Linked DNA regions of Mus musculus: regions 1 and 2 are each linked to region 3. A link is a loop called in an ENCODE intact Hi-C map of the cell type or tissue named here. Cell type or tissue: left cerebral cortex. All regions are shown on one strand. Links, peaks and the distances in the headings refer to the core of each region. The heading gives the core; the rest is flanking DNA. Region 1 has its middle 47 kb from the start of Gm34628. Region 2 has its middle 63 kb from the start of Gm34628. Region 3 overlaps Gm34687 (a long non-coding RNA gene).

Evidence for each region. Peaks named below come from ENCODE experiments on the same cell type or tissue, not always from the same donor. Only the 100,000 strongest peaks of a DNase experiment are listed, where the experiment ranks them.
Region 1: a loop joins it to region 3, with 2.0 times the contacts of the local background. A loop is called at or near these places in 2 of 42 quality-filtered maps.
Region 2: it touches region 3 in a loop (2.0-fold over the local background); 3 of 42 quality-filtered maps call a loop at or near these places.

Annotation. Positions count from the first base shown.
Region 1 is chr4:56,520,121-56,530,979 of GRCm38, reverse strand. No RefSeq gene overlaps it. Among named protein-coding and RNA genes, the nearest start is that of Gm34628, 47 kb to the right of the region's middle. In left cerebral cortex, for the core only: a CTCF peak has its summit at 6,352; a DNase peak (open chromatin) is centred at 6,341.
Region 2 is chr4:56,535,673-56,546,531 of GRCm38, reverse strand. No RefSeq gene overlaps it. Among named protein-coding and RNA genes, the nearest start is that of Gm34628, 63 kb to the right of the region's middle. In left cerebral cortex, for the core only: no CTCF peak of the experiment used is centred there; a DNase peak (open chromatin) is centred at 7,004.
Region 3 is chr4:56,669,557-56,680,415 of GRCm38, reverse strand. The region is part of intron 5 of Gm34687 (a long non-coding RNA gene); the gene reads left to right. It overlaps Gm26144 (a small nucleolar RNA gene), which reads left to right and starts at 1,381; the gene lies at 1,381-1,512. In left cerebral cortex, for the core only: no CTCF peak of the experiment used is centred there; DNase peaks (open chromatin) are centred at 6,093 and 6,277.

The DNA.
Region 1 (10,859 bases), core at 5,362-7,861, 150 kb after region 3:
GAACACTGGACTTGTGAGGATCCCATGAACCCATCTGACTCCAGGGGCCTTTATTTTCAGAGACAGTTTGATGGGGCCCTAGTAGGAGAGATGTATACAATATATGGAGTAGTAGATGCAGGACCATTACAAGTCACCTCCCGAACCAATTCATATGGTTGCTAACGTCTCCTCCTGAGCAAGCCAGCTCAGTTTGCTGTCTAGACACACAGGCTAGAACTCTTGTGTGTGCTGAGTTTTCTCAGAGACATCACTGTTGTGCCTTTGATTTTATTGAAGAGAACATGTGATCTCCCACAGGGTAGGGAGCTGAGAGTGTGTTGGGAGAGGTTTTACCTGATCTGATAAAGAGCCAGGGGCTTGACTGTAATTTTTCTCTTGACAGAAGATGCAGGCTTTTAATGTTCGTTGCCATGTGAATTTGGTTGGCTGCCTGTCTCACACAGCTGAGCTGGTACTCATAACAGAGCATACGAACTGACCAACAAGCAAACAAAGGTCTTGACCCTACAGAGGTCAAGCCAGATTCCCAGCTCTGACTTAAAGTCAAACAGATAAACAGATGTGTATGCTTTGATTCCACTAAGAGAAGTGAAAAAATGGCTGAAGAAACAGATTTGCTGGAGTTTTGTTTTTCATTATTTTCCCATTTTGTGCATTTCTGTACTTCTTGCTTCCAACCATGAGTAGAAAGCATGCCAAGCTCTCAGGTGAGGTAGGCCTCAGTCCCCAGCATTCACCTCTGACTCAAGGCTGAAACTATGAGAACTCCACCAACTGTACGAACACAAACTTCTGGCCTGTTGTGCGCTGTGTCAGTTGAGGGATGCTCTGCTTGGGCTCTCAGGCTTTTACTGGCTATAAAAGTGTGGGTTTCATCAACCAAGGGTTCGAATAATTTCCAGTTAATTGTCAATTGAGTTAGGGAGACTGGCCACAAAGGAAGGAGACAGGGATGAGGTGGCATGAGGAGTGATATGACCTTTTACCCATACCACATTTTATATATTTGATTTCTTGGAGTTTTCATGAGGTTGATGATGATTCATTTTGCATGTGGGGAAATTGAATTTTGAGTATGGGAAAACTGAGGACCATTTGATGGGAATTTCCTTTAGGGACAGAAATGGAGTTGTGATCTAGATTCTGGTTACCACAGTTCATTCCTTTTCTACTTCCCATTTTCTAGTTACTTAGGAAAGCACAGAAGGGCGCCCTCTTACTTTCTCTGCTGTTGACTACAGTCCTAAGTCTAGTTCATGTTCATTTCTTTTGCTTTAGTGCCTTAAAGAGACAATAGTTAATACAAACCACCAAGACAGAAGATTAGTCAAGGCCTAAAATTCCCAACTATATTGAATTAGTAAACTGGGTCAGGATGACAGCTTTTGTGTCCCTGTGGTAAAGTGACACCTGATGGCATCAATGGCTTTCCTTTGAAGTCATGGTATCAGACATTATGTATTACTATCAACTGAGCAGGTTGATTCATGCAGCTGAACCCCAAGTTTATGGTTAGGAGACGGGGGCTTAAGCCTTGTCTTTGGGCTGATGAGATGGCTCACTGGGCACAAGTGATTCCTGAGCAGTCCCAACAACCTGCTGAATCCATAGAACCTATGGTGGGAGGGGAGAATTGACTTCTGGAAGTGATTCTCTGACCTCTAAACGTGCCATAGCACCTGCATCCCATTCTCTTTTCCTGGCAGCCTGCCTGCCTGCCTGCTTGCCTGGCTCCATACAAATCGCAGAAAGCAACAACAACAAGAACAACAACAACAACAAAAATAATAATAATAAAATTAAATCCCATCTTTGTTACTAAATTGATGACTTTGAGATATTTCACCTTGATTCTAAAGGAGAAACAAAAATAAACTTCATAATGCTAAAAGAATTCTTATATTGTTACCATTTCTTAAAAAGGTCTCCTAATATCTTTTAATGGGAAAATAGGGAGATAGAAGCTAATGGAGTTGTCTACGAACAACTCCATGAGAGAAGTCACACAAGGGGATCCCACCAACCTCCCCTCTCACAAAGTATAGTTCCCAAGTATAAATACAGCCGCATTGTCTTGCTTGCATTCCTCATTGTCTCGCCACTGTCCTCAGCATAAAGTCTGTATTAGTTACTTCCTGCAATTATGATAAAACACCATGGCCAAAAGTAATTTGAGCACAAAGACTTTATTAATCTGGCTTCTACTTCTGGGTCACAGTCTGTTAAGGGAAACTAGGGCAGGAACTCTTGAGGGACTGCTTGCTGGCTCATATTCTGGCTTGATTAACTAGCTTTCTTATCAGGACCATCTTCCCAAGAATTGATGCCACATACTCTGCTGGGCTCTCCTACATAATTAGTAACCAAGACAGCCCTTCACAGACATGTCCACAGAGCAGCCTGATCTAGGCAATTCCTCGGCTGAGACACCCCTCTCAGGTGACTGGAGGCTGCACATCAAATTGACAATTAATGTTAACCAGGGAAAATTCAAGCTTCCCAATACCTCTTCTGAAGATGGAATGGTGGAAAAAGACACATTTTTATACCTTCCACACGAGTGACCACGCAGCATGGTGTCACTTGCCAGAAGGGAGCCATTGCTACTTGAATCATGTCAATTGCAGACTAACTCTATGCTATCTTGTCATTGATGCATAGGGCATTCTTGCCCTATTCTTTTCAGTTCTTGGTTCTTTTACATGTTTGCTTCTTTATCTACTGCTTCTTTGTCATGCATCCACACACCCCTCCAGCCACTTAATGAATGTGCTCCTGCCTTCCTCACACAGACATTTAGCTAGTGTCTCACTGTTTTCTTCCCTTTTTGAGTTCCTACAGTCTGCTTCCTTACTTTTTATTACTGCTTCAGATTTTCTCCTAAGTGGCTCATTGGTGTCACTCTGGGCTGAGTAGTCACGGAATGGTCACTATTGGCCCAGAGTGACACCAATGAGCCATGGATAAGAGATGGTGCTGTCTTTCTCGAAACTTGAAAGCATGGACCAGAACATCTTCTAGTAAATGGTCTTTCTGCTGCATGTTCTCTGAGATTTCTGGACATGCATCGCAGAAGGAGTTTTGGGCAAAAGAATCCAGGAAACCTTGTTAACTAAGAAGAAACACTCAACTTATGAGAAGATGTTTTTAGTACAGACCATGTCAGGGCTCCCAATTTGGTCGTAATCGCCATGCTATTTCTCACTGAGAGGTAAACAGAGTATAGAGCTCTGATGTCTTAATAATGAGTAAGTAGTAATTCTAAATGTTGTTGTGTTTCCATTTCTATAGTCCTATATTCAAGACTTGGTCATCATATATCTATAAATAATGAACATAATAAAAGTGCAGTATAGACAATACATGATGTTACTAAATTGTTTAATGTCTCCTTTGTTGTCATGCTGCAGGCCAAATCCAGGGCCTTGTTTGTGTACGCTATGTAATTACATTTCTTTAGTATACAACTCAGCACACTGAATCTGGTGATGGCAATGGGAGGGGAGATACTTGGTGACAGAATGGAAGGGCTCATTAAGTTTCTGGCTTTCTGCTTTCTACCATCCACTTCTCAGAAATTACAAAAAAGTTCATGGGTCGGGCGTGGTGGCGCAAGCCTTTAATCCTAGCACTCGGGAGGCAGAGGCAGGCGGATTTCTGAGTTCAAGGCCAGCCTGGTCTACAAAGTGAGTTCCAGGACAGCCAGAGCTATACAGAGAAATCCTGTCTCGAAAAAACATTAAAAAAAAGTTCACGGTATAGAGTCATCTTTTTATACAAGACAGGCCACTTGACTACTCAAGCTCCCCATCTGCAGAGTGTCTAAGAGGTACCAAGAATGGTTTTCTAGCTTGAGAGATTAGTGACTTGCAATGCATTCTGGTTTCTTATCAAGAACAGGTCCAACCTTGAATGCTTATGGGAATTAATCATGCCAAGGGAAGGGGGAGGGGGGAAGGTAACTGAATCAGTATTGGCTTTGATTTGATCACTGTTAATTAGGTAAAGTTCTCCCTGACCCTGACTGAATGGTGCAGGCAGGGGCTTGTAGTGTGAGAATGACTCCAGATGGAAATTCATGGTTCAACCTGAGAGGAGGAAGCGCTTGACTTCAGACACTTAAAGCCAGAGATATGACAGTTTCCGATAGGCTGTTACACCTTATCATACTCTTACCTCCAACAACATCTCCACCATCTGTTTTTATTAATACAGTGCAAATATATAATAAGAATGAGGCTAACGAGTAGTTTACACTTAGGGTGCTTGCTTAGCATGCACAAGACCTTGGTTTCAGCCTCTACCACCACTAAATGATATTAAAAGAATCCATTTTAGTACCCAATAAGCATCATAATTTCACCTAAAATACTAATTTATGCAACAACCAACTACAGATTAATTATCTCTGTCATAGGCATGAGGGAAAATGAAGCCTAGAAACTCAAGTAACTTGCATGTGGATTCAGACTCTGGTTGTCTGTCTGATTTCAACCTAGTATTCAAGAGGTAAATGTTTAACTACCATTTCTGTGGGGGATAGAGCTTTGATTTGTAATGTCTGCTGATTCTTGCAGTGGAAGCATTCCTGCTGTGATTATTTTTAGCTATTCATGTAATGATATTTGGTTTTTATTTTATGTGCATGAGTGTTTGTCTGCACGTGTGTATATTCATGCCTGGTGTTCACAGAGGCCAGAAGAAGGGATTGATTACCCTGGAAATGGAATTATATACAGTTGTTGAAAACAGAGTTGGAGAGAGATGCAGACAGTCAGCTATGTGGAGCTAGTAGGAGCACACTCTAACATGCTATTGCAAGAATTATTTCTTTCCCCTCTCTTCTCCTCTATTTATAGTTAGTGGTGAGGATTTTTTTCTGTTTTTCTAACTGGGCAGGTGGATACAGGACTACTAGCTTCAGCCTTGTCATTCGCAAAACTTAGGAATTTTTTGATATTAATAAAATAGGGTTGAAGAAGAAAGCAAAATAGTACCCTAGATCCCTAAGAACCTGAGTCTAAACATGACGTCATGATGACAACAATGATGATGATGACAATTGATGATGTTATTGTTGTTGGTAATAAAGAGGAAGATAATAGATTTAATATCCACAGTGGTAATAAAAACCAATAGTAATTATTTTTGGGAATCTACTATATACCAGATATTGATTTGAGCATGCAGAGAGACACAGCGTACATAGCTTCGGCTCTGTAAGTATGGCACTAACAGCTTGGACTCCAGCCTGAGATTAAACACAATTTTGCTTGGACTTATTAGCTATGTGATTTTGTGAAAAGGAAGCAATAGCTCTCACCTAAGAGTTGGCGGGATCCTTTGCTTAGGATGAGGTAGTAGATGAGATCAGGGCTACAGATATGGTAACAACAGGCTCAGTAGATACATTCTGTTATGTAATATTGCAGATCCTGTGTTGTCCTTCACAAGCCTTTGAAAAGCTATTGCTCTCCTGATCTCCTTTGTGAGGAAGCTGAGTGATGAGAGGTTATAGAGGGGGCTCAAGCCCAAAATATTGAAGTGAGATGGCCAGGACTAGAACTCAAGTCATATGGCCATTACACAAACCCTGTAATTTTTGTAATTGTATGTCATATTGACTATATAAAAACAACAACTACAATGACAACAACAACAACAACAACAACAAAAAACCAAAAACTAAGGCAAGGATTTCACTTTGTGGTAAAATATTCATTGAGAGAAGAAGTCAGAACGCAGAAGTGATACTGTAATGAACGCGTCCTGCTTCTGCATGTCTTCATTGTGTGCAAATGTGTGTTAGCAAAGAGGCTTCTTCTTTCTATGCAGGGTGATGGGAGAGTCACTTGCTAGTCCAAGACGACCACTCTGTCCTGGCTCAGGGTGTACTATGCAATCAGGAGTTTGTAGGATAGCCCAAATACCTTCCCCAAATCTCCACTAGAGATGGTACTTTTTTTTTTTTTAACCAGCAAGGCATTTGCTAATCTCTCTGTTCCTTTTGCAAAATGATTGCTGGGTATTGTGGGCAAGATGCATAGGCTAACTAGCAGCCTCATATCTCAGCACTGGCTCCCCTGAATCCACTCTCTTCTCATTTATCAATATCTTCTACAAAGTGAATGAGTAAGCTAGTGAATGAGGTCTGTGGGCTCTTCTGACGGGTCCTCCTGGGAATAAAAACCCATGTGTCTAGCTAGCATGGTGGGTGTTCCTTTCCCTTAGCTCTGTACAACACATCCCTGAGTCATTTTAATATTGACAGGCTGTGGAGTGGTTGAGGGTTGCAGTGTTTCTCTTTGCATCAACAAGCAGAGCTTGAATTCTGCCTGCAGAGCAGATGGGGTGACATTCTTCCCTTAGTGAAGGTCCCCTGCCGGAACAGTCAAGCGCTGCAATGCAAGTCTGCTAATTTGCTAAGGATTCCTAAGTCAATGGGCACCATCTGCTCCTGCAGATGACTAGGTGACTACGAAAGCTCAGTGGCGGCGCCTGCCACTCTTCCAGAGATGAGGCTCCATCTTCAGTAGCCATGCAGTATACAACCTTTACCTTCCGGGTCTTGATGGATCAGGTGTCTCACCATCTTTCCATAGCATCTTGTCTGATGGAGCAAGGTGTTGCCATTGTTTTGTTTGGCTCTTACAGTCTAGTACAGGAGTCAGCAGAGAAATGAATGGACCAGTGGAGTTAAATCCATGTGTTGCTGGTGGCATTGATGAAATAGTAACTGGAGCTGAGCAACAGAGAGAGATTAGGTCACAGTATCCTTCTGTTTCTGCCCACTACTCACCTTCTACACCAGTGGTTACAACCTCTCTTGAGGGGGCATTGAATGACCCTTTCAAGGGGTCACCTAAGACCACTAGAAAACATAGATATTATGATTCATAATAAAGTAGCAAAACTGAAGTTATGAAGTAGTAACAAAAAATAATTTTATGGTTTGGGGTAGCCACAACATGAAGAGCTGTATTAAAGGGTTACGGCATTAGGAAGGTTGAAACCCATTGGTCTACACATCCAGATTGGAATAGATCTTTCAGCTGTAGAGTCACAAGTACTACTACAGTGCATTTAGTAGGTGTTTAATACATGAAAGCCATAAGACTTAAGAGGGGCTTAGAGGATTTGCCTAACACTTCCACCCACAGTTATAGAACATAACTGATCTACAATAAATGGAGCTTAGCAAAGAGTCAACATGCCATGGCCCGAGGACAAAGTTCACTTGTTTCTGTAAATAAAAAATTATCAGTACAGAGGCGCATCTCTTTGTTTATATACTGTTGATGCCTGTTTTTGTGTTACAATGGCAGAGTCAAATAGCTGTGACAGAGACCGCATGGCTCCTAAGACCTAAAATATTTCCTATTTGGACCTTTAAAAGATAGTCAGTTGACCTCTGCTGTAGCAAGTCCAATCAGCTTTGTCATCTGTGGGAAATCAGAGCCAGGAGTTTTTAATTCACTGAGTGCAGTTTTCTCACCTGTAAGTGTGGAGAAGCTAATGTCATGCTGTGGACCAAAGGACCTCTTATCCCTTACTCAGATGTGGCTTTTAGGCAACAAGTATCCCTAAAGCATTTGAAGTAAGGAAAGCTTAACGTTTCTCTCCTTTTTTTTATGGTTGCTAGATCTGCCTTCTCTGTTGTCAATTAAGTACTCATCGATGCGCAGTGAAATGAAATCATCTGCTTAGCATCTCCTTTGGCCTGCATCGTTACCATCCATTTAAAGGGCACAGAGCACCTACTGCTGATCTATCCTCACTGAGCTCATGGTAATACGGGATGGGGGAGGCCAACATGGTCTTCTTTAAAGTATGTGAACACAGGACCATAACATTTTGGTGTAAACTTGGCTTTTTCTGAAACCTTAATAGCTGGGAGATTTCTTCTACTTACCCATACAGCAGGGGGTGGGGGTGGGGGACTTAAAGACATAAGATTCTCTTCTTTTGTGAGAGAAATCTCATAAGGGGAACAACCCCACGGAAATAAACTTTGTCAGAGATGAGTAGTTTTGAACTGTAGTCCACGGAGTGTGGTTCATTGCAGAACTTTGTCTTTGAGAAGTGGAGAATTCTTCAGTATGATTTTCTCACTGTGCAGAAGGACCTACAGTTGCACACATATGGGCCACTCCTACCATGGGCCCCTTTCCGTAACTTTGAGCAGGCATTGCTAATCAATCCTTGTAGCTCTCTTGTAATATGAACCCAGCTGCGGCACTGCAACTCTTTCACAATGGTATTTCAAGGTCTTTTTCCTACCTACTAATGTAGAAACAGACAACTCATTTGTATTTTCTTCTCCAGGACACAGATCATTATAGGTCCATTATCGGCTGTCTGGCATAGAATGGAGACAGCCATATTGTTAATGTACACTTACATTAACCAATACTGATGATTGCCTGTGTTAATGACTTAATGAACAGGGGAGATAGCCTTTTTGGTTAAATGCTTGCCTTGTAATCATGACAACCTAAGTTTGAGTCACCAAACATGTTACAAAAAATAAGTAAATAAAAGGCTGGGTATGGTGGTGCATGCTTTTAATTTCAGTGCTGAGGAGGCAGAGATAGGCAGATCTCTGGGGATCTCTAGCTAGTCAGTGTAGCCTACTCAGCAAGTTCCGGGGAGAGGGAGGGAAGGAGGGAGGGGAGGAGGGAGGGAGGGAGGGAGGGAGAGAGAGAGAGAGAGAGAGAGAGAGAGAGAGAGAGAGAGAGAGAGAGAGAGAGAGATTCCTAAGAAGAACATCCATGGTTGACTTCTGGCCTCCATGCCTATGTGCATCCATGTACACACATACACAATTATTAGTGAATATAGGGTCGTGTCAAATGAAGACTGAAGAACATTTTGTTAGGTAATTGTTTCAAAAAATATATCTTCTATTGCATAAAACGTCATAATTGGACAATGGTGTTTTGTCACTTGTAAGCCAGTGTCTTCTGAACTGGAAATCACAGTATGCATATCCGTCACCATGGATCTAGTAAAGTAGGGTTCTGACTCCTGAGGAGTGTATGACCGATGAGTCTGAGTTTCTAGTAATCACCCAGATGATGCTTATATTGTTGCACTGACACTTGTCAGCCTGGAAAGAGCCTGCACCAGACTGGGAATCTAAATCGAAATGAAAGCATTGTTTTGGGAAGACAAATCCAAGCCTATGAAGAGGCCTTTACCTATATAATAATCAGCAAAAATAACAAACCAAATGTATCTCAAGAAGCCTATATCTGAAGATCATTTTTATATCGACCCGCACAGCAACATACTTAGCCCAATGCACACCATGTTGGTAAGGGCTGACCTATAGCCAGATCCAAGGGGTGTGCAGCCTTCTCTTGATGCCGTTTTACACAGCATGGCAGCTCTGTCACAATAACCTCTGATGACTGGCTGTGTCACATAGCGATCCTTCAAATTATTCACATGGTAGTATATAGTACTCAGTGTGCTGTGCTCTTTAGAGATAGTTCCTCTTCCTTCTGGGGCTGTGACCAGCTTGTTCTCCATAAATATTCCAGACCTCAGAGAACAAAGAGTGCCCAGGAAGCCACTCCATTTGGCAGTCACACTGGTACAGCCTGGTACTGGTTGGAAGGTGTGAATGGAGGTGTTATTTACAGCAAAGGCTCTCCATCTTGTTATGGTCTTTTCTAATGCTAAACCATGACCCTATGTGCATGTCTCATGCCCCACTGTTGCCATATCTATTTATGGGAGATATGATTACAGCAGTGAATCCTGTCATCTCAATGGCAAAATCTGTGTCTCGTTTTATTAAGTCAAAGATACTCTTAACATAGTTTCTTGTGGAAAATGGTCCATCTAAAGAGCCAATATTTATCCAGATGACTCTAGCAGTCATTGGAGCAGGGACATTTGAGACAGAATCTCAATGTTTTCTCAATGCCTGTCTGTTCTTTTAAATTGCTGCCTTCTGTTTCACAGGTTCGATGTAGTTTCACCTTTTTATTCTTTGTTATATAAGGACTTACATAACCAAAGGATAAGATGAATTGTAGTAATGACTGAAGCAACTTCATAAGTAAAACACATTTTTAGGGAAATTTGCAGCTAAATAATCTACTTTCCTAACTTCTTTACTTTTCTTGATTTCCTATAACCCTCTATGCTAACAGTCCATATTTATCTCTATGAAGATGTGATAAACATGCATTTGAATGTGACTGGTTCTGTGCAGATGGTAGCTCACATTTTTCAAAATTAGGTATTTTCCTCATTTACATTTCCAATGCTATCCCAAAAGCCCCCCATACCCTCCCCCACACTACCCTACCCACCCACTCCCCCTTTTTGGCCCTGGCATTCCCCTGTACTGGGGCATATAAAGTTTGCATGTCCAATGGGCCTCTCTTTCCAGTGATGGCCGACTAGGCCATCTTTTGATACATATGCAGCTAGAGTCAAGAGCTCCGGGGTACTGGTTAGTTCATAATGTTGTTCCACCTATAGGGTTGCAAGGTAGCTCACATTTTTTACAAAATGGCATTTCATCTTAGATCAACTGAGGTATACATTTATAGAGGCCGAATAGTAAAGACCCCAGACAACAGCATCTTCACAGAAGAAATAGCCTTCTCTTGAGTGATCTTGTCTTCGTTTTTCCTTCCCCTATGCCTACCTTCTATTCCTTTTGGGGATTCTTCCCCACACTAGTGTACTGCAGGAGGTGGTAGACCTCAGTCATTCACTAAACTGTGTATTGAATCTGACACATGAGACACTGTTCCAGGCAGTACAGAAAGCTGCGAAGAAATGTTGGCCATATCACTGTTTTCTTTAACCACATTTTTATTTTGCTGATAGGATGT
Region 2 (10,859 bases), core at 5,480-7,979, 130 kb after region 3:
GTCTATTGGGCTGCAAGAGCTTAAATTAACCTTGAATGCAATTTATAAAGCAGCAAAGAATGCAAGAGACCTAGGGGACCTGCTTGGAATTAACATTTGATGTTGCTGACTTCAAAGACACTCAGGATATAGACCCTCAATAAGAAAAGTCTTCCCACAGTGCAACAGAAGGCACATTTCATGGCCAAGGACCCAGCAAAAGAGTTCATGCCATAGACTCTATGAAAACATTGAGAGAGTTCTCTACGTTAGAGAAGACTATTTTCCACTTTTGCTAGGGTCCTGGCTTAATCAAGCAGAATATTTACACTGGTGTGCTGGACCTGGGTCAGAGGTCACAGATTAAAGATGATGTCATTAGTGAAAGGCATTGTCTACATTGCCTGAATTTTTATTGTCTTTTCTCATAGCTAGTAAATCTCGGGGCTTAACCATTTATTGCACAATTGGTTATAAGACATAATGGAATCTCAGCGGGAGGAAGATCAAGGCTAAGTTGATCCCTGGTTGGAAGCACCAGACTGTACGTAGCTCTGGTCCAAACATGAGTACCTAAAATGTTTTCAGCTCACAGCTGGCTAGACTTGACAGCCAAGAACATTTGACCTCATTGCTTAGCACAGCTATAGTCACAGGTGATCCGTTGACTTGAAGACAGGATGTTGAAAGAAGAAGGGACTGAAAAGTTAATGTTGGTTCAAATGAGGCAATCTCTATGCTTCAGATCACTAGCTAATATTGACTGGAGGGCTCTGTTGTGTGACACCATTCCTTAGGGAACATGAACAAATGTCTACTCATACCAGATGGGGAGCCAACAACACACCAAAGTATGGATAACACCAAAGTCCAACTTTATGGAACAGTTTTATCAGAGTTCTTGCAGGAAACAATGAATAGGAGTAGAAATGATCAAATACCACTCCAGCATGGGTAACAATTTGCCAAAGATGGAAACCTGGACACACACTGTAGGTGGGTCAACAGATTGGAGAGTGTTCTCTCTGTGTGTTTCAGGGGGCCTGAGTCCCTTCCAGGCAGTTTGGCTGGTCTCTGATTCTTCCAGGCTGCTTGATCTGAGACTCTTCAGATTGACTGAGAGTGGTTTCCATAGCCTTTACTGCTTATATACTCTCAGGGAAGGGTCTAGTGAATTTAGTCATTTTCAAGAACTTCCTGAAAATATTTTGAGTGATTACATGCCATCATTTTTAAAAGATTTATTTATTGTTATATGTAAGTACACTGAAGCTGTCTTCAGACACACCGGAAGAGGGCATCAGATCTCACTACAGATGATTGTGAGCTTTCATGTGGTTGCTGGGAATTGAACTCAGGACCTCTGGAAGAGCAGCTAGTGCTCTTAACTGCTGAGCCATCTCTCCAACCTGATTATATGCTCTCTTAACCAGCACCCGGGCAGGGTAAAATGTTTCACCTCCCCTGACAACATGTTGTTTCACCTCCTTGGAAAGATCCTGTACCTTAAGGAGCTTCCCTCCAATATGGAAGGTTTTATTCTTGGAGGAGACTGCTACACAACAGACTACCCATGAAGGAAATAAAGTCAAAATGGGGAACTAGAAAAGAAGCTAACTCACCCAGGCTTAATGGATATGTAACAGTGTGACAGGGATCATCATGGAGATATATTGCTTAACTTTTCTAGACAGCAACCCAAACTCTAGAACCCCCGTGAGTGTGCTCATAGACTGACTGCCCTGGTTGGCATTGGCCCAGTGGTCAAGCACAGGGAACTCTTCAGAGGCTGCAGCAGCAGAAGGCTGTGAAGAGACCTAGACCTGGCATAGGTTTAGACACTTAGACTATTCCATACACATCTGGAACTCAGATTATGAAATGGCGAAGTGTTCATATGTCTAACTTAGGGTGTACTAGCTAGTTTTGTGTCAACTTGACACAGCCCGGAGTTATCACAGAGGAAGGAGCTTCAGTTGGGGAAATGCCTCCATGAGATCCAACTGTAAGGCATTTTCTCAATTAGTGATCAAGGGGAAAGGCCCCTTGTGGGTGGTGCCATCTCTGGGCTGGTAGTCTTGGGTTCTATAAGAGAGCAGGCTGAGCAAGCCAGGGGAAGCAAGCCAGTAAAGAACATCCCTCTATGGCCTCTGCATCAGCTCCTGCTTCCTGCCCTGCTTGAGTTCCAGTCCTGATTCCTTCAGTGATGAATAGCAATGTGGAAATGTAAGTTGAATAAACCCTTTTCTCCCAAACTTGTTTCTTGGTCATGATGTTTGTGCAGGAATAGAAACCCTGAGTAAGACACAGGGAGAAACAAAGACACCAAGCTAGATATTCTCTAGTCATCTCTTGATATGCCAGAGACTCTCACCAGTATGAATTCAATGGACTACATCACCCTGGCCATTTTGACCCTTTTCTGCTGGCAGAGTCCTGCTCATGGGAAGCTATGATGCTTAGAAAGCAGTGGAAAGAGAGCTTAGTGAATTTCTTCTGGAGATCTTCCTTTGATAGGCCATAGTCTTGGAGCAGCTGCTTTCCTCACAGAAGAGCACATGTTTGTAAGCGACCTCTTCTGCACCAGTGTTTATGGTTTGTGGTAGCTGCCACCTCGTTCATGCCCGAGTATTGGTGGCATGATTGATTCCTTTCTCTTTCTAGTCCCGCCCTCTTCTGTCTTATGATTCTTATTGATTTCCCTTAGAGCCTTTTTCCTTGTAACTTCTTCTAGCTGAACCATCCTGCCTAGATCTGACCAGCATGGACAGACAATCAGATTTAAATAAATAAATGTTATTTATACTGAAATAAAACTGGAGGCAAACCAAACAAGTGTCCACTGATGACTACTGGTGAACTTATGACTTATGCATATGGTGAGTCATGATTAGCCAATAAAAATGACATTATTAAAATATTTAACACCAGGGCATAATGTTCAGTATGCAGTGTGAAGGGAGAGATAGTATAAAACGGTATGTATACAACACACAATGGCGACAAAGAACCTAAAATATGTAACCAGGTGTCTCTCTAACCACCCATACATGCATCCTTCTACCTGTCTATCTGAGTAGAAAAAAAAAAAAAAACAGAGGCAATTATTAAAAGTGCTCGTTTCTTTTCAGATACAAGCCCTTGCATTTATAGTCACCTGATACATGACAAAGATGACAAGACAAATTCAATGTGAGGTACATGTTTATCTCTGGTATTTTTTAAATGTAATTTTGTTTTTTATTAACTCTATTTGTATTCTCCAAGTTTATTATAATAAAAGACACATAAGCAGTATAAACGGCAGTCAGGTGAGCTACCTGTGATCGGAAGAACACGTGTCACTGAGGTGACACTACCATTTTAAGGATTTTTATGGTGTACTCAGTATGGAGGGTACTACAGTTGATCAGGGTCACCACTCCTATACTGAAAGAGATTATGTGGATATCCATTCTCCCATCACTTCCCATCCCATAGGGACATGGAGGTGCGTATTTTTCAGCCCCTTGAGGATGAACTGGGGACAAAGCTTATTCAGGACATGTCACATGCCTAAACTCTTGCAGAGAGAATGCTTGCCCACCCCTACTCCCCACAAACTGTGAGTTCGATCACAGAGGGGTGTGCTTATTACATCTGGTGACAAATAGCATTAATAGTGACAGGGAGGCAAGAGCCAGGTAAGATTTTTTTCACACAAACGAAAGCCAATAAAGCAGCAAATATGTCTAATTTTTGAGCAGCTCTTTCTTTACTCCCATTCTTTGAAAGGCTGGATATTCTGTACTTGAAAACACTCCACAGAGGCCACAAGTTCAGGATGTTTTCTGTAAGAATCATTATTTTTCTTTCTCTTTATGCTCCTTTTCCTCCCGAATCCCCATCTTGATGCATGTTACTACTAGCAACCAAACCAGAACACTCTCCAAATCCTACAGAGAGTTCAAACACCGACCTAGTGGTGCTACATCTCAAGATCAGCGCTCACACAATCAACTGACTAGTTCCTTTAAGTCTTCTAATTCATACCTGTGCTCTTCTGGGTGCCCCAGAGCTATGGGGCAAGGATGTTGGTATGGCTCCTGTCACATCATTAAATCTTACACAAATCACATCTTTATTAAGTTGTTAGCATCAATCCCATGATTCTTTCTTTTCAACAGGTACTGATTTTCATCCGAGCAGAAAAAATTCCACATAATAAGGTTAAGAAATGGATTCTCCCCATTCTGTAAGTAACTCTAAGCATCTAGGGCATTCATGATGGTTCTGTGAATATTGGGTGTTGTATTCCTTTCTTTGTGTCATTCTTCCCACAATGGCTGTTATTTACCTGCCATAAGACCGTTGTGCTTTCTTGTAGCTCTCCACTGGGACTTCTGGGGGCCCCTAAAGCCCCCTCAGGGTCTTGTATTGGGATCTACACATTTCTGCTTTCCAAGTGAGGATCAACTATAACATTTTAATGAGTGGGGCAATTACTCATGTGCATGAGAAAATCTCTTATAATGCTCACTTGAGTCCTGTCCAAGTTTGAGGTAAGAGATAATTGTGCCTCTGGTTGGGAACTCCATACTCTGTTTATGATATTGGGGCTTTGTTTGTCTTTCAGTAACTTCACATTTTCTCTCCCTCCCTGCCGACTTTTATGGAAATGATCTTCTTGCTGCCTGAAGTGTGTCATTTTGCTTCTTGCCAAGAAGAAAACCTCTCTATAGGGAAAATGACCCATCTCTTCCCCTCTTTAGCCATCTGATTTAATTATGCACTGCTCTTGGCCCCTGGAGAGCCCAGAGAGGAATATGAGGAAGTCCTGGCTTGATCACCAAGCCCTAGGGTCTTTGTCAATTATCCTCTGGCACCCATGAGTCTGGCCAAATTTATAGGCATGTCTGTCTCTTAAAACATGTCAGGCCTGAAGAGTGAATCACTTTTTTTGTAGCTGCTATAAGTAGAACAATCTTTTCCATTAAAACTCATTTTGCTTTCTGCCCAACACCCTAAAGACTCCTGAACACACCTTCTCCTTTCTATCTGTAGCCTGGGAGACTGCAGTTGGATATTGTTACTTATTTCCCAGGACTTGTGGCACGCCCGGAGGCAGTGGCTTCTAGATGGAAGGACACATATCTGCAGGTAGACAGAGAAGAGCCTGAGAGAACTGTACTTTCTGCTCTGAGCTCATGAGAGAACCTTGTGCATCTCTGAGCTTCCATTTTCTCACGAGAGACATGGAGTGACTACCTCTGAGGATGGCTGGAAAGTAATATCAGCCAATGCACACAAAAATATTGGAAAAAGATAAAACAGTCGTGCCTGTGTTTATTCATAGGTGAATAAGAAAGGCAACACTTATAGAAGATCAGAGCATCATTGTTCAGAGATGCTGCTTCTTGCAGTAGATGAGAATTAACAAAGACCCACACCTGGACAGTGTACAGAATGGGAGAAGCAGCTGATCACTTAGTCTTAAATGGGATGTCTATATCATACCTCTTTCATCCAGGCTCAGGGGCCTACACTGAAGAGGAGGCAGAAAGATGTTAAGAGCCGGAGGTGGTTGGTGACTCGAAGTAAACAGCATGATCCAGACACAACAGGACTGATGCACATCTGAGCTCACAGAGACTGTTGGCAGCACAGTTCCAACCAGACAAAATCCCAACAGAGAGAAGAGTATGGGGACACCAGCTTCTGCCCCTAATCAAGAAGCTGTTCTCAATTGTTTCCTTCTGGGGAAAAAAAAAGAAAATTCACTTTCTACAATGGAATGTCACTGGGTATATCAGCCACATCCCAAATGCTCAAGGGCAGTTGGACAACAGTTTTTGGTATTATTGTACACTCTTTGTTTTGTTATTTTTTTTAGTTTGTTTTTTACATTTTTTCTTGTTTCTTTTTGAGAGAGAGCAATAATGTGAAGGTGCATGGGTAGGAAGGAGGAGAATATCTGGGAGGAGTTGAGGGAGACAAAATAATATTATTAAAATATATAAAAATTTAAAAGTAAAGTAATAATTAAAAAGAAAAGCAACATTTACTAATTATGAATGAATGGCTTCTCCACAGTACTTTGAATGTTTCCACTGTATGTGTGTTTGTGTGTGTGTGTGTATAGGCTGGAATACATGTATGTGCAGGCATGTGTTTATAAGTGTGTGTGTACACTAATGCATGTTTGTATGCAAGTGCATGTGTATGCAGGTATGTGTATATGTAGGCAGGTGTGTGTGTGTATATGTGTGCATGTATTACAGGGATGTGTGTCTATGTATGAATGTGTGCAGTTGTATATATGTAAGTGTGTGTGTGTGTGTGCAGCCAGGAGGTCTTCTCCATCACTTGCCACCTTACATTTTTTGTTTGTTTGTTTGTTTTAAGACAGGGTTTCTCTGTATAGCCCTGGCTGTTCTGGAACTCACTCTGTAGACCAGGCTGGCCTCGAACTCAGAAATTCACCTGCCTCTGCCTCCCAAGAGCTGGGATTAAAACTGAGTGTTGCCACTGACCGGCTCCCCACCTTACATTTTGAAAAGAGTCTCTCACTGACTTGGAGCTCACTGGGTTAATTATGCTGGACGCCCAGTGAGGTCTGTGTATCCACTTAGCCCCGCCTCTCCAGTCCTGGCATTGCAGACGTATGTCCGTGTTTGTGTAGGTACATGGATACAAGGCTGCGTGGCTGTGTGGATGTCTGGATGTTGGGAATTCGAACTCAGATCCTCACGCCTGCAGCTCTTTACTGATCTTCCCAGACTCTGTGCTAGTTTTTGGAGAACTACATATAACAATTCTATTTCAGTGCTTGTCCTACCCCCTTGGGATGATTTATATTTGACAGTGCTCCCCACCGGATTAAAGACAGGGCAGGTCCCAGTCCCACTCATCTCTGTTCCTCAGATTCCGACACAGGGTCTGGTGCAGAGGAGGAGGCTGGATGTGATTGTTGGAGGAGGAAAGAAGGAAGGAAGTGAAGCATGACAGGAGAAGAAGGCAAGGGAGGAAGGAAACCAGACTTGGTATTCTTAGAAGCGCAATCAGGGGACAGTTGGAGCTCTCTATGAAAGCAGCCGCGGCAGTAGAACCTGTTATTACACCCTGGCTCCAAGCGTTGTTTTCATATTGGGGAGGAAATGCGCTGTTTGTGTTTTGGACCGGCCCCATCGATCTGTTCTCTCTAGCCTGTCCTAGACTTCCCCTGGAGTAGTGTGGGCAAAATGAGGAGGCCCTTGGGTCGATTCGATAACGAGGCTAATGATGTTTTCCAGCTCTGAGCCAGTCACTCACAGGGAGCAGAGCCCTCCAAGGAGAATTCTTGGGTTTCTGCCTTACCCTCAAGCCTGCATGTAGCTGCCTGTATCATGGAAGGCTCTAGAAGTTTGAGGATGGTAGCCAAATACTGCTCCAAATAGGTTGGCATATTTTGAAAAACACATTCAGCCAGAGCTGTGTTGTCAGATTTCCACTTCCAGGCAGTTTTTCACTGGAATTAAAAAAAAAAACAAAAAACAAAACAAAAAACAAAAAAAACTTCCCCAGAGTTTTAAACATGTAATAGAAGCCACTTTTTCCTGTCTTGAATAACCTCAAAGTTTGTAACTGAGCCAGACAAGGACAGGACAAGAGCCGTGGCTGTAAGTGTTAGTGAATGAGGTTCTAATTCCAGCTTTATCAATGACTGGCGATGTGATTCTTAGCAGCTTTCAAACCTCTGTGATGATGCCTTCTTGTTTAGTTCACTATAATGTTTGCTGTGTGGGAAGTACCATGCCTGTCTGATGGTAGATTCTGAGAACATAGGAGTGGTTGAAAGGGAAGTAATGACAAAAGGCCACCTTAATAAAAGGATCATGATATCATCTATCTATCTATCTATCTATCTATCTATCTATCTATCTATCTATCTATCATCTATCTATCATCTATCTATCTATCTATCTATCTATCTATCTATCTATCTATCTATCTATCTAATCTCCTGTCTATTACTTATTTGTATTTAGAATTATTTATATTTATAGTTGTAATCTATGTGTACGTGTGTGTCTGTGTATGTGTTGGGGAGTGTGTCCATGTGAGGAAGTTGTATGTGTACGTGTGTGTCTGTGTATGTGTTGGGGAGTGTGTCTATGTGAGGGAAGTTGCCTGCTAAGGTCAGAAGGGAGCATCAGATTCCCTAATGCTGGTGGTTAGATGCTGCCCTGGCGTTCCCCTGTATTGGGGCATATAAAGTTTGTGTGTCTAATGGGCCTCTCTTTCCAGTGATGGCCGACTAGGCCATCTTCTGCTACATATGCAGCTAGAGACAAGAGCTCTGGGGGGTACTGGTTAGTTCATATTGTTGTTCCACCTATAGTGTTGCAGACCCCTTTAGCTCCTTGGGTACTTTCTCTAGCTCCTCCATTGGGGGCCCTGTGATCCATCCAATAGCTGACTGTGAGCATCCACTTCTGTGTTTGCTAGGCCCCGGCATAGTCTCACAAGAGACAGCTATATCAGGGTCCTTTCAGCAAAATCTTGCTAGTGTATGCAATGGTGTCAGCGTTTGGAAGCTGACTATGGGATGGATCCCCGGATATGGCAGTTTCTAGATGGTCCATCCTTTTGTCTCAGCTCCAAACTTTGTCTCTGTAACTCCTGAGAGCTAAATTTGGGCCTTCTAGAAGAGCAGCGCATGCTCTTAACTGCTGAGCCATCTCTAGCCCCTATTTATTTATTTATAATCATCATTTAAGGACCACAGTTGGCCTTATGAGTTGCCATAGCTGTAGATTCTTCATCCTTAGGGGACAATGACAATTCCAACTAACCTGAGGACATCCTGTGCTCCTCTCAAGGTTACTGATCACAGAAGTCTTCCAGTGGTCTCTAGCTTGTCTGGTGGGTAGAACAGCATGCTGTTTAACACATGCAAACATCCCTCTAGTGATGATAATTCTCCTTCCAAGTGGCAAAAACAAGGCCCAGAATCCCTGTGCTCTGATCACTCACCTCAGTGTGTGACATCCAGTTCCCCCACAACCAAGATGCATACGCACATACTCATTTTGTACTATGGAAAAGCAGAATGCAGAACTTGAGGCATCTTTCCTTTGGAAGCTAAGCTATTTTCTGAGCTGAGGATCCACAGTCTGGGCTGGGCAGGGGCAGCCTCTCTGGCCAGACCTTGCACCCTCTGCTCACTGAATTTGAGTGGATATGACTACCTCTCTAGAGCTCCTAACAGTATGTGTAAACATTATGTACCAATTTGTTGGAGTGGAGCCTAAAACTCTCAGAGATTCATAGAGGCAATGGTCAGTGAGGTGCATGAAAAAACTGAATCAGAGAGACTATATCCCAACCAGAAAACAGCCATGGAGGCCTTCCTGCCAGGTCTGTGTTTATGGTGGAGACCAGCCCTTGATCCAAAGTGGGATGCTGTCAAACCTTCAAATCTCCACGAAAGTGCCTGACTATGCTGCAAAGCATGGTTTGTAGTTCTTTCTTTATTCTAGAATGATCTAGTGTGTAACTGTAAATTCATTACCTTCCATTCCTCAAGTGTGCAGAGGCTATGCACTATTTCAGTGTGTTAACATAGTTTAGAAGTAGCTGTCAGGGAATAAATATTTAATAATTATGTGCTGTAGCAATTGAATGGATTAACACATTCATGCCACTTCATGCCATAGGAATATCATGTTTATTTATTATCATTGCATTTAAAATTTTAGTTAAATCTTTAGTTCTTACTAGATTTTTATTAATTGCTGTATTGGCTTTCAGGCTTATGCTTCAAGATTTTGTAATTTTATTGCCCTTGTCCTCCCAATGTCTGACTGCCTTTGGGACAATGGTGAGCTTTGGAATAGTCAGTGTTCACACATGTATGTATCTGTGTCATGGATGCTGCACATCAATGAGGAAATGCTGTTCTCTGCAGCACCTTGGTAGGTGGAGATTGTCTGGCTGCCTGCTCCTATAACTCTGTGCCCTTGTCCTCAGACTTCACACTGCGTCTAGAGGAGGCCCAATAAGGTTGAAGTGACAGCCCTTGGCTTTTCTTTTGCTTTTGTGTTTGCTTCTGGCCCTTCCTTGCTCTTCTCCATGTCACAGCAAGATTGATCTTGTAGGGATATCTTCTCTGTGTATTCAGAGAACCTGCTATGGGAACTTGAGGGGGTCTTAAGGTGTTAGTATATGCTCTCCATGGGGGATAAGAGTTAGCATCTGGGCTCTGCCAGAGATGACAAGGAGAGCTTGCAATATAGTGTGTTACATCTTCACATCTCAGAAAGCAGAGAAAGGGCTTAAGTGGAAGTAGGTGGAAATTGTAACCACTGAACGCTTTTACCTCGTAGCCTATTTCTTCCCGTGAGGTCTCGCTCCCTAAAGGTTTCACTGACTCTCCAAACAGTGCCACCAGCTGGGGACCAAGTATTTGAACACATGAGCCTGTGGGGGACATCTTACATGGAAATCATAGCAGTCAGCTTCTCTCACCAGCTGGCTTCTGTTTAGCTTTAGGTTAGGGATATACCAGGAGGAAACTAGACGGCGGACAGAAAGGAAAAGCCAGGGCATCTCTCCTCACTTCTGGCCTTGGACAAGATTCCTGATGGTGACATATTTCTTTCACATTTCTTGGTAGGTCCGGATTATGTGAGGCCTGAAGCTCATATTTTTTCAGAGCTTGGTTTAACATGAGAAAAAAGATAAGGTGATAAACATACAATTAACAACAGGATCTGAGAAGGAAACTATGAGGCTGGGCAGCCCTGAATCTTAAACTCTATGATAAACCAATCACTGCTAGGCTTCTAGCTGCCCCATGGTGACCCAGCCTTGCTTCTCCTCTTTCCTCCCTGCTGAGAAGTGTCATTAGCTCCGTGTCT
Region 3 (10,859 bases), core at 5,231-7,730:
CCTCTACCACCATCACAGGATTCCCCGAGCTTTGCCTAATGTTTGGCTGTGGGCCTCTGCATCTACTCCCATCAGTTGCTGGATGAAGTCTCTTTGGTCTCTCTGATGACGATTCTGTCAGGCTCTGGTCTCAGAACTCTCTCTAATGAGGTCAAACTGTAGGTGAAAGGTTTTGTGGCTGGGTTGGTGAACCAATCCCAATACTTGAGGCCTTGTCTGGTTAGAGAAGATGGCCTGTTCAGGCTCTCTGTCCCCCATTCCCAGGAGTCTTTGCTAAGGTCACTCTTGTAGATTCCATGGACTTTCCATTGCGCTGTTTCCACCTTACACCCGGAATTTTCTCCAACATTTTCTACCTCTCCCAGCCTGATCTCCCCCCGTTCCTAATCACACACACCTCCAGTCCACCCACAAAATCTATTCTCTTCCTTTCCCAGGGAAGCTGTTTCATCCTCCCTTAAGCCCTCCTTGTTACTTAGCCTCTCTGGGTTTGTGGACGGTAGCATGATTGTCTTGTACTTTACAGCTAATAACCACTTTTTATACGTGAGTACTCACCATGGTTGTCTTTCTGTGTCTGGGTTACCTCACTTTGGATGTTGTTGTTGTTGTTTTTCTAATTCCATATATTTGCCTGCAAATTTCATGATGTCATTTTTTTTTAAACAGCCGAGCAATACCCTATCGTCTACATACACCATATTTTCTATATCCAACTTTGGTTGAGGGATATCTAGGTCATCTCCAGTTCCTGGATACTATGAATAAAGCTGCTATAAACATAGTTGAGCAAAGGCAGACATTCAGTTTTACCAGCATCACTTGTTAAAGAGACTGTCTTTTTACCAATGCATATTTTGGCATCTTTACAAAAAACAAAACAAAACAAAACAAAACAAAACAAAACAAAACACCATTCAGGTGGCTCTGTCTCTGTAGGCTCAGAATGTGTCCTCTGTTCTACCCATTGATCAGTGTGCCACCTTTTGTGCCTATTCCATGCTGTTTTGATTGTTCTGCAATATAACCTGGGATCTGGCATACATGTCCCAGCATCTGTCTGTGCGCTCAGTGTCGCTCTGGCTGTCTGGGCTCCTCTGTGCTTCCTTATTATCTTTTGAAACATTTTATTTTATGTGTGATTTGCCTATATGTATCTAAGAATACCACAGGCATGAAATGTCGGCGGAGACCAGAAGAGGATCAGATTCCTGGAGATGGAGTTACAGGTGATTGTGAACCAACATGTGGGTGCTGGCAACCAAACCAGAGTCCTCGGGAAGAGCGTCAAGGGCTCTTTTTTTAACTGCTGGAGTCATCTCTCCAGCTCCTCAATATTAATTTTAAGTCATTTTCCTGTGCCTGAAAAGAATAACATTGAGTGTCCCTAGAGGTGTTGCAGGTGTGGCTGCTGTGTCACATGTGTGTCCGGAGGTGGCAGAGAGGAGAGAGGCTATGCCTATGTTCACTGTTCTAACCTGTGAACTTCTGAATGGTTAGTAGCTTAACACTCCCTCAGGAAAGGGAGCCTGAGATGACACCAGTCTGGAGTCAAGCAAGTCCAGGCAGGCTCCCAGGGTGGGAAGCAAGCTGGAGACTAGAAGAACCCTGCCTGGGACCGTGGACCCTGGGCGTGAGTGAGCCCGAGACAGATGTTCCTTGCAAGGTGCGACTTCTGTGGGTTGAGCCAGTTCAAGAGCCAACCCAAGATGATCCCCATGGGTCCCAGACAGGGAGTTAGCCTGAGATGCCCACTAATCCTGTGCCATGCAGACCTGGTAGAGGGTCGTGGGTAGACCATGTTTGAGATGACCCCTACCTGACACACAAACAGGGCATAACACTCCAGAGACCACTTCTGAGATGACCCTTGACACCAACGATTCCAGATGCCGCTAAGAGGAGCACGTAAGTGGTGGGAAAATGGAAGAGAAAGAGAAGCAGAAGGATACGTGTACAATGAAGAGAGGCAGAACTGGAGACTTGAGGGTAGTGAGGAACGGCCCAATGTGAGTAGCCTGTGATGACCTGTGCTACCAGTGGGGGCCACATCTGGGTCCATGACCCTGCAGTGCAGGGTCTGTTACCATCAAAGGTCAGGCAGAAGTCCCTGGTCTGGGTTGTAGGGCAGGGACATTTTATGCCTGAGGGCCATGCAGAACTGGCTCCACCCTTCTCCTGGGCATTGTGGGAAAGCTGGCCTGGGGTCATGAGAGCAGGAGGGCTGACCCTACCCCTCACTAGCTGCATCACTTGGAAGAGCAGGCCCTGCACCTCGCCTGGGCAACATAGTAGAGCTAGCCTGATGTTGGGGTTGCAAGTGAGCCATCTGTGAGGGTGTGAGTGCAGGAGAGGTGTTCCTACCTTTTTTTTTTTTTTTCTGGGCGGTGGCATGGATGAGGGAGAGAAGCTCTCCTCCCCTCCCTCATCCTTCAAGATCTATGGCAGGTGGAAGAGCTGGCCTTAGTATCACGAGAGTGGGAGAACTAGCCATGTTCCTCACCAGCTGCAACACTTTGGAGAGAGAGCCCTGCACTTTACCTGAGCTGGCTCTAGTTGCAGGGTTTGCTGATGAGCAGGCCCCAAGGGTGTGAGAATGGGGGAGCCAGCAGGCTGACCAGCTCAGATACCTCTCAGGCCCAGATCCTTTGAATTGGCCCACCCCAACATCTACCCCATCGATGAACTGCTGGAGTGGATGAAGGGGCTGGTCCTACAGATCCATAACTACAGGATCTCCATGACATAGGGCAACTACAGGGTAACGCAGAGAAGTCCCAGTGAGGTTCTAGTATTGAGAGTAGCAGAAGTTGGCTCGAACCAGACCAACGAGTCACTGCAATGAACATTTGCAAGCAAAGATGTGTGGACAAAAGGGTGACATCCTGTGACATATAACAGCTTCCACAATGAGATTCCCCCCCCCCCCGTTGCAGTGGAGTTTATAAGGGTAGAGAATGGGTACAAGGAGAGATGAGTGGGATTGGGGTACATGGTATAAAGTTCACAAAGAACCAATAAAAAAAGTTAAAAAAATAACATTGGAATTTCGACGAGGATTGGATGAAGTTTGTAGATTACTTTTGGCATTATGGCGGTCTCCACAACATTATATTTTCCAATCTGTGAACATGGCAGTTCTTTTGATATTTCAGCGTCTTCTTAAGATTCTTACTTAAGTGTTTAAAAGTTTTCTTTGTAAAGATCTGCTATTTTCTTGGCTCGGTTTATTCCAAGGTATGAGTGGGATTGCTTTTCTGATTTATTTATCAACAGGTTTGTTATTGGTCCATAGCAAGAGCACTGATTTTTGTATGTTTGCTTTATGTGTTCTTCCACTTTGCCAAAAGTATTAATCAGGGTCTTTTATACATAAGATCATATCATTTTGAAATAAGAACACTTTGATTTCTTTTTTTTTAATCCATTTTGTTTTCTTCTCCTGTCTTATTGCTCTAGCTGTAGCTTTAAGCACTATTTTTAATAAAAGTAGACACCTTTGTCTTGGTCATGATTTTAGCTTTGGCCAATTTCATATATGATGGGTATAGGTTCATTGCATATAGCTGTAATTATGTTGAGATGTGTGCCTTCTACTGGTCTTTCTAGAAGACATTCCTCAGTATTTCTATCTCCTTAGTGAATTTCTCTGTTTTATCTTGTGTTGACTTATTTTATTCAGATATTTCTGTTCCTTTCCATCTGTTTAAGAGTTTATCTGTACACTCTTTGATTCCTTTGAACATATTTATAATCATACTTTTGTTTTTCTTCTGGCTTGGGATTTCATTTAATTCTTTCTCATTGCTGGATATTACTGTGGGGATAGTAATTTTTTGGGAGAGTCATGTTTCTTTGACTTTTCATATTTCTTATGTTTTTGCATTGAGATTTATGTATTTGGGATCAAGTAATTGAATGACTTATTCTTTTAGTGGAACTACTTCCAATATTCAAGAAATACTAGTTTGAAGTAGAGCTAAGTTGTCGCTTCTATCCATTGGACTGGGGAGTCTAGCTAGGTAGTTAGACTCATAACCTAGCACTTTGGGCCTTAGGCACAGTTCCTTAGTGTTACCCTAGAAATAGGGATTGTTCATGGAAACAATCACTGTTAGCATGATGTTAATGAACATGATAACCACTATGATAATACAGTAAAAATCAGTTAAATAGCTACCATCTGATTTGACTCCAATGATTTTAAGAAGTGAATCGGTTTGGAATGATGGCTTGGTGGGTAAATACATTTGCTGCCAAGCCTGCTGCCGGCTTAAGTCCTTAGTGGTGGAAAGATCTGAATCTTATAAGCTATCCCATCATTTCCAGATCTGTGCCCTGGCACAGATATTAGTTATCGAGGGTATGAGTGGGATAAAAAAAAAAAAAACAGAGTAAGGATAGTGATTAGTTTTGTGGTTAAATAAAAAAAAAAAAGAAAAGAAAAGTGGAGGAGAGGAAAATAAATAGAAATGGAACAATTGGGGAGAGTGTGGGCAGCTCTGGCCGATGGCAAACAGAAACCAGAAAGGGGAAAATGTCATCCAATGGTCTAAGACAATCCCACTAGATAGTCTTGAAGGAAGTAGGTAGATAGAAGTAGGATTAGAAATGGAAAAAGGAAAAATCTCATGAAAGTCATTAGTTTATAACTTCCTTATTGGTCAAATTTTTTTGTGCTGTGGGAGGAAATAACTTTCTGTTCTGGCCTGTCGATAATTAAATGTCAGGTTTCCAAGTAGCCCTATATTACCCCAAGTGCTTTCTTTCTTTATGATGGAAAAGAAGCAGCCTGAAATTTTGAACTCTGTCATCTCCCATTCGTGTGACTTCTAAGTTAGCTAATTCAGCTCTCTGAGCCTTAGAATCCCTGTTTGCAGAGTAAGGGGAGTGATGCAAGAGACACAGAAAGGGAGGGGCTTGACTTATTTGACACAGTGGGAGCAGCTGATAGACACTGTGATGTATATACATTGAGATATGTGGACGGACATCCGATTGATGGATGGAAACAGCCATGGACAGACAGATACTAGTGAGCAGACTCTAATGAATGGATAGAGAATGATGGATGGAGAAAGAGTGTGAAGGATAGGAAGGGGATGTGATGGGGATTAGGACCATGGTGAATAAGCAGAACCTGCGATGTGTAGATGGAGACTGTGATAGGCTTGTGATGGATAGAACAATAGACACATGCAGACTGTGGTGGATCGTGATTGTGATGGGAACTGTGATTGTGGGACCTGGAAGGAGGCTGTGATGGGGGAGTGGAGACCGTGATGGACAGATAGTGACTGTGATGGATGGATTCACGATGGAGCCTGTGAGGGATGGATGGATCCTTATAAACAGACTGATGTAGGTTGGTCTGGACGGAGACTGTGAAGGACAGAGGCTGTGATGGATGAAGATTTTGATGGGGTGAGGACTGTGATGGACAATCGGTGACTGTGATAGATGGAGGCTCTAATGTAATGGATGTGTGAGGGATGAAGGAAGACTGATGAAGATGGAGACTGTGGTAAATGGAAGTAGTAGTGGGTAAGACTTTGATGGGAGATTGAAGCCATCCTAGGTAGATGGGGTTATATATAGTAGATGTGAGGCTGTTATGACCTTTCTGGGATATGAAGCTAGACAAATGTCAAATTTATTTGAACAGAACTGTGGTTCTTCTGTGGCAGACATTGTAGGGGTCTCTCAGTTCTTGTATTTTTGTAGGAATGACTTCAATCAAGGGACACAAACGGTTAGCACACACACACACACACACACACACACACACACACACACACACACACACACACTTATTTAGCAAAGCAGCAGTTAAGTTAGTGAAACTGAGCAGAACACTTCAAAGAGGCTCTGGAGTAGGCTGCCCTGAGTGGAGCAGAGTAGCACCCTAGTAGAACCTAGTGGGTTCTGTGTGGTGAATTTCTGTTTGTTTTGTTGAGACAGGGTTTCTCCATGTAGCCTTTCTCACTATGTAGATCATGCTGGCTTGTAACTCACAGAAATACACATGCCTCTGTCTCCCAGGTGCTAGGAATAAAGTTATGCAATGCCATGACCAGCTGTCTTGTAGATTTTTAGTCACTTTTTATGACTATTTAAGAAGTGAGTGGCATATTCATGGGATAAGACTCTTTTTCCCAAATCATAGTGGATTTTCCTTTTAGGGCATTTCTTCCCATGATCTCTACAAAAGTGGAGGAGTGTCAAAACAGCAATGCAGGTGATCTTTGGATGACATCATCTCTTTTGAGACCAAGGATCTTTTGTTAGCGTACGTGTGTGGGCAAATGCCCAGGTGGCCTAGTTTCTGGTGTAGCGGAAACAGCTCGACTGCAGCTTCAAGGATATCTAACCACAAAGGGGCACCTGACCTTCAGGCAACAGAGCTACATGATGCAACTGCAGTTTTCCTCAGTGACATCACAGCTAACTCCCTGTCTGGAATAGAGATAAGAATGTAGAGGACACTTTAATATTATATCCATTCAACAACAACAACAGCAGCAGCAGCAGCAACAATAACAACAATAACAACAACAACAACAACAACAACAACAAGAAGCAGTAAGTTTACTCTTGGGGTGCGGTCTATGAGCTTTCTAACTATAGCTGCTTAGCCAGATTTACAGTATCAGGTATGAGTCTTCTCCTGTGGAGTAGGCTTTAAATACAATTAGAAAGAAGTTTGGGGCCCCCATGACATTCGTGATTGCACTGATGGGCATATTTGCCATGCTAGTTGTTAATAAAGCTTGCAGGATTCACCCTGGGTAAGACTTTTCTCCCTGAGCAGCCTGTATAGAACCTTCTGGTACTCTGAAAGCTTGTTAGCAGATAGAAATCTTCTAGGTCATTGGTTTCTCCTTGTCCTATGATGAAAGTATGTAGTGTCTTTAGCAACAGGGTCTTACATCAAGTTCTGGTGGGCAACCAAGAGCAGTGGTGATCGTCCAATTCAGGCCCATGTATTTACCTTCCTTAGTGTTTCTTACTTCATGATTTTAATCCTAACATTCCTCTTTTGGTTGTTGTTGTTATTGTTTGTGTTTTTAATTGGATTATTTTCTTTATTTATATTTCAAATGTTATCCCCTTTCCTGGTTTTCCCTCTGAAAAATACCCTCCCCCTATCCTCTCCCCTCTTCCCCTGCTCACCAACCCACCCACTCCTGTTTCTTGGCCCTGGCATTCCCCCACACTGGGACATAAGAGACTTCATAGGACAAAGGGTATCTCCCACCCCCCAATTGATGTCTGAGTAGGCCACCCTTTGCTGCATATACAGCTGGAGCCATGAGTCCTACCACGTGTTTTCTTTGGTTGGTGGTTTAGTCCCTGGGAGCTCTGGGGGTACTGATTAGTTCATATTGTTGTTTCTCCTATTGGGCTGGGAACCCCTTCAGCTCCTTGGGTCCTTTCTCTAGCTCCTTCATTGGGGACCCTATGCCCAGTCCAATGGATGACTGTGAGCACCCACTTCTGTATTTGTCAGTCACTGGCAGAGCCTCCCAGAGGACAGCTATATCAGGCTCCTGACAGCAAGCTCTTGTTGGCATCCACAACAGTGTCTGGGTTTGGTGATTGTATATGGGATGGATACCCAGGTGGGGCAGTCTCTGGATGGTCATTTCTTCAGTCTCTACTCCACACTTTGTCTCTGTAACTCCTTCCATGGATGTTTTGCTCCCTGTTTCTAAGATGGATCAAAGTATTCACACTATGGTCTTCCTTCTTCTTGAGTTTCATATGGTTTGTGAATTGTATTTTAGGTATTCTGAGCTACTGGGCTAATATCCACTTATCAGTGAGTACATATCATGTGCATTCTTTTGTGATTGGGTTACCTCACTCAGGATGATATACTTCAGATCCATCCATTTGCCTATGAATTTCATAAACTTGTTATTTTTAATACTGAGTAGTACTCCATTGTGTAAATGTACTCCATTTTAAAATAAGATAATTTGTTTCTCTGGAGTCTAACTTCTTGAGTTCTTTGTATGTATTAGATATTAGCCTTCTATTGTATGTAGAAGATCTTTTCCCAATCTGTTGGTGACTTTTTTTGTCTTATCGACAGTGTCCTTTGCCTTACAGAAGCTTTGTGATTTTATGAGGTCCCATTTGTTGATTCTTGATCTTATATCACAAGCCATTGATGTTCTGTTCAGGAAATTTTCCCCTGTGCTCATATGTTCAAGGCTCTTCCCCACTTTCTCACTGTAAGTTTCAGTGTATCTGGTTTTACCTAATATTCCTCTTGATAATAACATTTGTTTTTACTGTAACACATATACAGGGATCTTGACTCTTGAGGGAGGAGTTGTGGGTTGCAAGACCTTCTCTATTGAGTAGAACTGGGCATCTGATATTTCTTTGGAATGATAGGCAAATTATGGTGCATATAATCACTCCAGACCTCCTTGTCAAGTAGGACTTCCAGGACAGTGAAATCACTCTATATTGAATAGATATCAAATACAGTTTGAAGAAATGGTCCCTTACTACCTGTTACCCATTGTAATCCTCACAGTCTACATTTATCTAGCATTTCCTGGGAAGCAGGACCTGCATCTACTGCTTTAAGAGACAATCATGTTAAGCCTCTGAGCCCTTCCTACAAGGTGGGTGCCAATATAATCACCCTGAAAGTGTTAGGCTGATATGAGTGGAGAGACCTGGCTTCCCACAGTCTAGCTGCCTCCCCAGACATTGGCATTTCCTTCTGCTGGTGATGGCCCAGAGCTCACAGTCACCAGCTCTTTGATGCCCAACTCCAGGCTCCGTATTTTTATTTCTTTGAGTCCTTTATGCTTCTCTCTTTGCTTTGCTCCTTCTCATCCCTCTAGGCTCAACCCTGTACCCCCGTTTTAGAAGTTCTTCTTGGACTTTATTCTCCTGAAGGTCCCCCATGCACCTGCTGTCTCACGTTTGCCAGGCTTATTTTCTCCCCAGTGCCTATTAAGATCCATCCCGATATCCTTATTTATTTTTCTGTTTGTCTCTCACCCTGCACCACTACTGGGCCATAAGATCTATGCAGTCAGGGGAAAGAGGGCTAATTTTAACTTCCTGTCTGCAGGTCCTCTGTCAATTGCCTAGTGAGTGTTTGCTGAGATGAGTGAAAAGACAGAAGAATGAATGAATTGTAACTGTAGATGCTGTTGGAATCAAGTTCCTGGAGTCACTCAAAGACTCCATCAACACCAGTTCCATGGCTGGTGTTTTAGGGTTTTACTGCTGTGAAGAGATACCATGACCAAGGCAACTCTTTTTTTTTTGTTTTGTTTTGTTTTGTTTTTGTTTTTGCTTTTGTTTTTCTTTTTTTAAATTGGGTATTTATTTCATTTACATTTCCAATGCTATCCCAAAAGTCCCCCACACGCTCCCCCACCCTCTTCCCTCCCCACCCACTCCCACTTCTTGGCCCTGGCGTTCCCCTGTACTGAGGCATATAAAGTTTGCACGACCAATGGGCCTCTCTTTCCACTGATGGCTGACTAGGCCATCTTCTGATTCATATGCAGCTAGAGACATTAGCTCCAGGGGTGGGGAGGTTATTAGTTAGTTCATATTGTTGTTCCACCTATAGGATTGCAGATCCCTTCAGCTCCTTGGGTACTTTCTCTAGCTCCTCCATTGGGGGCCCTGTGTTTCATCCAATAGCTGACTGTGAGCATCCACTTATGTGTTTGCTAGGCCGCAGCATAGTCTCACAAGAGACAGCTATATCTGGGTCCTTTCAGCAAAATCTTGCTAGTGTATGCAACGGTGTCAGCGTTTGGAAGCTGATTATGGGATAGATCCCAGGGTATGGCAGTCCCTAGATGGTCCATCCTTTCGTCTCAGCTCCAAACTTTGTCTCTGTAACTCCTTCCATGGATGTTTTGTTCCCAATTCTAAGAAGGGGCAAAGTGTCCACACTTTGGTCTTCGTATTTCTTGAGTTTCATGCGTTTAGCAAATTGTATCTTATATCTTGGGTATTCTAAATTTCTGGGCTAATATCCACTTATCAGTGAGTACATATTGTGCGAGTTCTTTTGTGATTGGGTTACCTCACTCAGGATGATGCCCTCCAGGTCCATCCATTTGCCTAGGAATTTCATAAATTCATTCTTTTTAATAGCTGAGTAGTACTCCATTGTGTAAATGTACCACATTTTCTGTATCCATTCCTCTGTTGAGGGGCATCTGGGTTCTTTCCAGCTTCTGGCTATTATAAATAAAGCTGCTATGAACATAGTGGAGCATGTGTCCTTCTTACTGGTTGGAACATCTTCTGGATATATGCCAGAAGGATCCTCCAGTAGTACTATTTCCAATTTTCTGAGGAACCCCCAGGCCAGACTGATTTCCAGAGTGGTTGTACAAGCTTGCAATCTCACCAACAATGGAGGAGTGTTTCTCTTTCTCCACATCCTCACCAGCATCTGCTGTCACCTGAATTTTTGGTCTTAGCCATTCTGACTGGTGTGAGGTGGAATCTCAGGGTTGTTTTGATTTGCATTTCTCTGATGATTAAGGATGTTGAACATTTTTTTTAGGTGATTCTCAGCCATTCGGTATTCCTCAGGTGAGAATTCTTTGTTTAGCTCTGAGCCCCATTTTTTAATGGGGTTATTTGATTTTCTGAAGTCCACCTTCTTGAGTTCTTTATATATATTAGATATTAGTCCCCTATATGATTTAGGATAGGTAAAGATCCTTTCCCAATCTGTTGGTGGCCTTTTTGTCTTATTGACAGTGTCTTTTGCCTTGCAGAAGCTTTGCAATTTTATGAGGTCCCATTTGTCTATTCTCAATCTTACAGCACAAGCCATTGCTGTTCTATTCAGGAAT